Linked DNA regions of Homo sapiens: region 2 is linked to region 1. Evidence: chromatin contacts called from ENCODE Hi-C or POLR2A ChIA-PET data. All regions are on one chromosome and are shown on one strand. The core of a region is the stretch at or near the end of the contact, and the rest is flanking DNA. Distances in the headings are between cores, read along the strand shown. Region 1 has its middle 84 kb from the start of LINC03041. Region 2 overlaps BNC2 (basonuclin zinc finger protein 2).

Region 1 (4,290 bases), core at 1,144-3,643:
ACTGCAGGTCATGATGCTATTATAACATATAATAAAGCTAATCAATGAGGTACAGGAAAGGGTCCCTAAGACTGAAAAAGTATGAAGGATGTGTCTGGTCATCATGTCTTTTCCTTTCTCTTCCCTTTTTTTTTTTTTTTTTTTTTTTTTGAGACAGGGTCTCACTCTGTCACCCAGGCTGGAGTGCAGTGGTGCAATCCCAGCTCACTGCAGCCTTGACCTCCTGGGCTCAGGTGATCCTCTTACCTCAGTCTCCCTCATAGCTGTGACTACAGGTATGCACCACCACACCCGTCTGATTTCTGTATTTTTTTTAGAGATGGGGTTTCGCCATGTTGCCCAGGCTGGTTTCCAACACCTGGGCTCAAGTGATCCACCATCTCGGCCTCCCAGAGTGCTGGGATTCCAGGTGGGAGCCACTGTGCATGGCCCTGGTCATCATTTCTTTGTGTTCTCTTCTTCCTTTTACCTAATGAGAGATAGGGGAAGAGGACCCCAGGATTACTCAGGAAATAGCACAACCAGCCTGGGTTATGTACTTTTATTTGAGAGAGATTTATGTAGTGATTATTATATGTCAGATACTGTTCCAGCAGATTCTGAATACTAACCCATTTTATGACCATCACAACCCCATTAGGCAGGTACTGTTATTTCCATTTTATAGATGAGGCAACCAAGGCACACCACTAGTGCATGACAGCACTAGGGTGCATGCAGACAATCTGGCTCAGAATCCATGCTGTTAGCTACTAAGCCTGCCTGACCTCAGAGCTTTGCTCTTTAAATTTTTCCAGAAATCTTTACTGAAATCCCCGGTGATCTGCCTAAACTAATGAACGTACAGAGATCTGGTGCCAGTGGGAGCACAGAGACTTTGCTGTCTGGGAAGTGGTCCCTGGAAGGGCCTTCAGGATGGAACAATAGAGCAACAGAATGACTCCCAGAGGAAATTTCCCAAGTTTCACACAACTTGGGAGCAGAGGGAGGAAGGCGGGGAGGGTGAGTCTGTGGCTGGAAGATGCAGTCCATATGGGATTACATGAAGACATCTGTATATATGTGTTTGGAGGTCTGTGTACATGTGGTTCTGGTTGGGTGTCCCTGTGTGTGAAAGTGTTCATGCATTTATGTTTTAATACCCACCATATGCATGTGCGTGTGTGTGTGTGTGCATGTATGTGTTTGTATATACATCCATGGGCTTGTTAATATACATGAAAGGTGCAAGAATAGCCTCCTTGTAAAGTGACTTGGTTTCTGTCTTAGTGAATTCAAATTCACATCCAGGAATTCTAAAATCAACAATTTTTATTTTTCCTGAAAGGGCCATTATTTGCTTAGAAGTCCATAGGATGAGCAATACATTTGGCATTCTTCTCTTATCTTTAGTGAAGCTGAGGCCCAGTTGGAGACGAACACAGAGTCCCCTGGTATGCAGGCTCTCTGAGCCAGAGCCCATTCCTGTGGGCAGCCAGGACCTGTCCCTGGGGCTCATAGACATTAGCCATCCAGCTGTCAAATAGAGATATGGAAGGACCTTCCAGGTTCCATTTTTCCAAACCTTTAAATCTTAAGATCCCATCCAAGGCCAGCCCTGCTGACCCCAGCAACACTGTTTATTCAAGGGCTTTTCAGGGAGCCACTGCCTACACTGACAGGGACAAGGAGGCACAGCATAATTGCTATCTGTTGCTGCTGCTGCTGCTGCAGTTTTAGCACAAACTGTGAGCACGTCTGTGGGCATTTGTCTGTCTGCAGAGAGGTCAGTCCAGACTTCTCTCACCGGAAGGCGATGGCTGGAGTGCTATTCCTAAGGAAGCAAAGAACGAGGGGTGGAGAGAGTCGTCCCCGGAATTGCATGGCTTGGGGCTTGGTCCAGATTGCGTGGCGAGGAGGGTAAGCAGGCCCAGCAGAGGGCGCCACCGCGCTGGCTCTCTTCTCCCGCGCAGTGCAGGCAACGGGGCGGTGTTCAGGAAGGCCAAGGAAGGATAGATTCTCGATACTGTACCCCCACCCCACCCGCCTCTGCCTCCCTCCTTCTCCTATCTCTTCTCTCCTCCCTGCCCCCTCCCTCCCTTCCCACCTCTCTCTCAGTCTTTCTTTCTTTCCATCTCTAGCCCCTCACCCCCCTCCCCAACTTGAGCAGGTCACCCCAGGGAACCTCAAGTCTAGTAACTGAGTGTTAATTATGTCTGAGTGGATTCTGGAGAAAAAGAAAACCATATACTGTATCAGCAGAGAAATGGTTTCACTGTGAGGAAACTAATGATGCTTTTATCAGGAACAATATAAAGATTGCTTTTTTACTAGTGTGTGTCCCATAGGGTTCAGGGCTATGAGATATTTCTGTATCTGGCTTTAGGTTCCTCTGAGCTTTTACATAATCAAATCAATAGAGCCATGATTCACCCTCTGGCAACAACTGCTCCCTGCAAGTTTGCTGTTGCATCTTTAGTGGCGAAAGAGAAAATAAATAAATATATGGAAAGGAACTTATTATGAATCTGTAAAAACATTGATTTGTTTCGTCTTCAGTCTTCCTTTTTAATTGCTTTGCATACACATGTACACACACACTGTGAGGGTCTAGGTTCACAGCCGGTCAGAGAATGAGGTGGCTGACGATTGCCCAGGTATTTGCCATTGTCTGATGGGAAGAGATGGGTTCTGTTGAGCAGAATCAGAGGTGGAGATGTGCTGCTTGCCTGTCCTCCCGTGTCTTTTTCAGACATTTTATTCATCTTCTCTCCCATCCCTGTGAATTCCCTACATTCCAGGCATGATTTTGGTTCTTCCCTTTCTCTTTGAGTTATATTGTTTTTATCAGAAATTTCCCTCCCCTCTGCCTGGCAGAAATGATCACCCTTGGACCTACATCTGTCCCCAGCAGCATCAGTGAGGCCGCAGACTTCTCACCCTCCCCAGCCCCCATTCTAAGAACAGCTGGTTAGGACCTCAGTGAGAATACAATATGGGAGTGGGCAGGAGCAGAGAGAGCAGATCTCACCATTTACTCTGGAGACACATCTTTCCTTCTCATTTCTCCTATCCCCAAACCTCCGAGTTCACGGAAAGAGAGCACCAGGAATAACTCCTAAAGTCTTTCAGGACACAGGCAGTTTGCCACTCCTTTCCCTCCTTTCTTTAAGTAAATAAGCAAAGGCATCTTTCAGGCTAAAACATGGGGGAGGATTCAGTGTTGTGCTACTGTGTCATCTACTTTTCACAGGCAAATTTAGATGACCAGGGCCTCAAAACACAGGTGTTTCAGTGTCACTTGCTGCTTTGCATTGACAAAGTCAACCGATAAAATAGGTATGTTCAGCTGGGCTTGGAGAAATAAAAACAGGGACTCACTGGCAGTCCAGCTGGTCACAGAGACAGGGAAAGGTTGTTTTGTATTTTCTACTCCAGTCCCCAACTTAGAGGCCTTGTTCATAGATAGGCTTCATTCTTCCCATCCTTCAGAAGCAGAAAAACATTAGAAGTAATAACAGAGACGAGGCAGGAAAGAAAAGCCACTTATGTAATCAGGTGTGCTGGGACCTGGGGATGACAGTGTCACAAAAATAAAATGGCTCCCTAATGATGACAGAGTCTTATTACCAAAGCCATGCTCCTGTGACAGTGCTGCCAGGCTCCTCTGAGAGGACAGCAATGACAGAATTCTTTAAGGACCTACTTTGGGTAAATATTTGTCCCTAAAGAACATCATCTTTGAGGACCCTCAATCCTATAATCTGGGAGTCCCAGGCATTTGGACAGATGGGATCCAGCTTGGGTTTCAGGAAAGAAAGGGACTTTCATACAGCGCTGGGGACTGTGATACCAGCAACACAGTGTATTAGCATACAAACAATTGCAATGGTGGCCATTTATTGAATATCTACCTTGTACCAAAGACTATGCCGGGAGCTTTGTGCAGACTATTGCATTAAGTTAACTTTCACCCTCAAGACAGTATAGCAAAGAAAGGCTTATTATTCCCATAATTGGGACTTGAGACTCAAAAAGATTACATAATTTGCTCAAGGCCACGGAATTGGTACAAGATTGAGCGGGGTTCCAACTAAGTCTCTTTGAGCCTCACATCTCCGGTCTTCCTGCCATGCCAGCATCATAGAAAGTGTTGAAAACATGCTAAGTTAACCTTGAATGGATCCTGGACAACTTTATTTAAAAATTATATAATTATGTACTTTAAAAACGTATTCAAAATCTTATTGTTACCACATTAAACCATGGATATTATTCTTAGAAAAAGGCTATTCTTTGGCTTAAAAAAAG
Region 2 (4,032 bases), core at 801-3,300, 250 kb after region 1:
GATTGTCTTCTAGCGCTTAGTTGCTGTCTCTGCTAAAATGGAGTCTGTTACATTAAACCACTTGCTTCTGGTGAAAGAGATCCAGGTAAGTATGATTTAGAACTTTGCTAGTTCCTGAATCATAAAAGAGAAGCTTTATTTATAGTGGTAATAGAAGCAGCAATTTATATTTACACAGATAAACAACAAAGCATATTTGCAAACAAATAGACTTAAGAACGGGACACATAGCTCTATAACACCAAACTAGAGTCCCCTTGATAGTGCCATAGGTGTCCTTTCCAAAGAAGTCATCATTGGCTGCGCGTTGTGGCTCATGCCTATAATCCCGACATTTAGGAAGGCCAAGGTGGAAGATGGCTTAAGCCCTAGGCAACATGGCAAGACCCTGTCTACAAAAATTAAAAAACTAGCCAAGTGTGGTGGTCCGTGCCTATAGTCCTAGCTACTTGGGAGTTTGAGGTGGAAGGACTGCTTGAATCCAGGAGGTTGAAGCTGCAGTGAGCCATGATAGTGCCACTGCACTCCAGCCTGAGCAACAGAGCAAGACTGTCTCAAAAACCAAAAAATCATTATCAATTTGATCAAGATTATCTAATTCACCACATTTATAAATGGAGAGACTGCAACAAGAAACAAATTGATCTTACACAACCTAACAAGTGTGCAAGCTGGATGCTAAGAATGGCTAGCAGTTTTACTGTATCTTTGACTAACCTCGTTGAAGGGAGTTAGAAAGCATCAAAGGGAAAAAAGAAATGCCAAGTTTTTTTCTGAAGATCTTTGTGATAGAAATAAGTATGGTTTGGTGCTTTGATTCTGAATCACTAGTTTAAGAGTCTTCTGTGAAGGTAACGACCTCTATGCATGGTCTATATTGCTATTCAAAAATGGACCAATGTCAGTTGGATGGCTCTTTTCTTTTTTTAACTCATCTGGAACAAAAGTAACCATTTGGAAAATTTGGGACAAGTGGACACTGCTGCAACAACTAAAGGCATGATACATTTTTTTAGTCAATTTATTTTTATTGTATTTAACTTAAGTATTGGAAAAACTAGTCCTCCTTGCAAACAGTATAAATTGTCAAATAAACTTTACAAAAGTAAATTGGAGCTATAAAAAGAATTAGGTATTATCGTGGAATAAACACTAATAAAACAAAAATTCAGTCTGTTAGGCTAGGACGAAGATCCCAACTACCGACCAACTCATGCTGGGCCACTGGTCTTATGCATGAATAATATGTTAACATCAGAGTACATAACTGAACTCTTGGCCCTCCCTGCAATTTTGTAGCTGGTAAGTCAATTCTTTTAGGTTTTCCCATTTGTAACCAGAGTACAGTGACTTTTAACCCTTCAGGTTGAAAAATGTTATTGACAAAATGAGGATAATAAGATTTACCCTGTTAAGTTAAATGCGAGTTATTATCATAAGTGTTGATTTCCTGTGAAAATAACTGGCTATACTGTTAATTAAAAGATGAGTAACACCAAATAATATAGACTTATAAACCAGTTTTACTGGGTTCAGAAAAAGTATAAAAGACTTAAAATATTTACACCTACACATTTGAAATAAAAAGACTTCCTTTTGTTACTTCATTGGAACTGGTGATTATCACTTGTAGAAATCTGGCACCCTGTTCCTGTATGGCTCTGCCAAGTGACTTTTTAAAACTTTTTGTTGTAGGATCAAATGCATGGTTTAAATGGTTTTATCTGAGTCCTTTCCCACATCAAAGCACTTCAATGATTTATAGTTTTAAAATCAAAGTAAAATAAGGTTGATTGGTTTCCCTTATTGGGAAAGAGGGATAGTAGGGAAGGAACAGATGTGAAGAGATGGAAGAGAAACCAAATAAGGGGCTTTGGGATAATCAGACTGTCGAGGGACCTCAAGCTCAGTCCAACAAGGAGCCCACCTGTGTTCATGGCAGGCTACAACTCACATCACAGCATACAGGAAAACAACTGCTTTCTTTCTGTCCAAGAATGGAAGTGAGGAAGAAACACTGGACGCAGCACGGATCTAAGGCCTATGTGCTCCAGTAGTCAAATTGTTAAGAAATAAGCAGCCGGGCACGGTGACTCATGCCTGTAATCCCAGCAGTTTGGGAGGCAGAGGCAGGCGGATCACCTGGGGTCAGGAATTCAAGACCAGCCTGGCCAACACCATGAAAACCCGTCTCTACTAAAAATACAAAAAAATTAGCCAGGTGTGGCAGAGGGCACCTCTAACCCCAGCTACTCGGGAGGCTGAGGCATGAGAATCACTTGAACCCAGGAAGTGAAGGTTGCAGAGTGAGACTCTGTCAAAAAAAAAAAAAAAAAAAAGCAAAACAAGAAGCAAACAGTTTAAAAGACTCAATCATATGAACTTATTTTCAGTCAAGTTTAAGGTATAATTTAATGGAAAATACTAAAATGATTAGCTAAAAACTAAAAGTATTTCCCCCTTGATATAACTGTAGAGCTTTTAATTAAATGACACTGACCTGTAGGGACTGCTGACTACCTAAAACAAAATCAGAGGTTTGTGAGATATGTTTATTTTTTCATGTCTAGATTGGCACAGTGTGCTATCTTAAGAAATTATTTCATCATAACCACATTGGCAATTTATTTTCATAATCAGTTTCCTATTGTACTTTTCTATTCTTTTTCCTTCTGGGTTAATTCAAATATCAAAGCAAGAGAAACAGATTGGATAGAAAGTAGAGAAATTACCAAATTTCAAGCCTACCTAGCTTAAGTATTCCATTAGGTAAAATGAAACAGTAATTGCTGAATTAAAAATTGATGAAACAATGCTATGCAAAACTTAAATCATAAATTTTACCAGGTTTTCTAGATGTTCAAGTCTTAGGGGTAAAGAAATTGTGAGATATCTATACAATGGAATAGTACTGCACAATAAAAAGAACTAAGCTACCGACTACAACATGGACGACTCTTCAAAAGCATTATGCTAAGAATGAAAGACGTTAGACCCAAAGACATACATACGCTACTGTTCCAAGCATATGAAATTCTGGAAAAGGTAAGATTATGGGAACATAAAGTGGATTAGTAGTTGCCAGGGGAAAGGGACTGAGTGTAAAGCAACACTAGGGAACTTTTGGGGTGGTGAGAATGTTGTACACCATGATTGTGCTGAGGTTTTTATGGCCACATAGATTGTACACTTAAAATTGGCGGATTTTATTGTATGGAAAGTATACTTCAATGAAGTTAATTCAAAAAATTAAATCACGCAAATTGCTTGAACTCTCACACACATAACTCAACATGTACAGCTTTCCACTGTTTATAAGCCACCTTACTCCTTTCCTCCTGTATTACAGCACGGCCAAATCACAGGCACACATGCTCCCATTTGCTCCTATTAGTGGAATATGCAAGACAATCCACTGTGACATGGTGAGTCAACATGAAAACTCCTATTTATTTTTACCTAAAGGTGATTTTTTGCTAGTATCATTCATACACACACACACACAGAGTTTAGAAACAGCTTTACATATATATAAATGGGGGTACATGCTCACAAATTTTTACTAATGGGGTGTGTAATCATAAAACTATGGAGACTACCTCCCTACAGAGCTAACACCAATATATAGCAGGTATGTGCTATGCACACACACCTTCGCAGACACTCTGCAAGACACTGATAATCCGCCTTTGCTTGCCTACACCTGCCGGTGTGCTGACCTCTTGGTTAGGTGGACATGTATCAGAATGTGACCCAGAAATTAGGAGATATACCATCTAACTTCTGGATCACCTCAGGAGTGAGTGATAGGCTCAGACCATTATCTCAGGTAATATGAACAGGGGCATTCAACAAACTTCTAGCTAGGGGTCAGCAAATGGAAAACTCCTAGATCCCACATGTGGGTTGGAAAGAGGTGGCTCTGAGTGCTGAAAGCAGGAGTTTCAGGGAGATATTCTGTGGAAGAGAAACCTTTGAGCATTACAAACAGTTCTGAAGAAAACACTTATACATAATATGTGCAGTCCTCTT

What was found. A loop is a pair of places that touch in the nucleus more often than their neighbours do. ChIA-PET counts read pairs that join two places held with the same protein, here RNA polymerase II (POLR2A). Pooled maps may share reads with other maps.
Region 2: a map of Calu3 shows a loop between it and region 1 (2.6-fold over the local background). The contact joins two enhancer-like sites. A Hi-C loop is called at or near these places in 3 of 168 maps with a recorded cell type or tissue (Calu3, GM12878 and Right ventricle myocardium superior), 2 of 37 single-sample maps with no recorded cell type and 4 of 50 pooled maps. POLR2A ChIA-PET finds 5 or more read pairs at or near these places in 1 of 52 experiments (endothelial cell of umbilical vein).

What each region holds. Positions count from the first base shown.
Region 1 is chr9:16,190,443-16,194,732 of GRCh38, forward strand. No RefSeq gene overlaps it. Among named protein-coding and RNA genes, the nearest start is that of LINC03041, 84 kb to the right of the region's middle. Within about 2 kb of position 2,394, at least 6 of the 41 ENCODE cell types and tissues checked have a DNase peak (open chromatin) inside an H3K27ac peak, as active enhancers do.
Region 2 is chr9:16,440,746-16,444,777 of GRCh38, forward strand. All of the region lies in intron 5 of BNC2 (basonuclin zinc finger protein 2), which reads right to left. Among named protein-coding and RNA genes, the nearest start is that of LINC03041, 170 kb to the left of the region's middle. Within about 2 kb of position 2,051, at least 4 of the 41 ENCODE cell types and tissues checked have a DNase peak (open chromatin) inside an H3K27ac peak, as active enhancers do.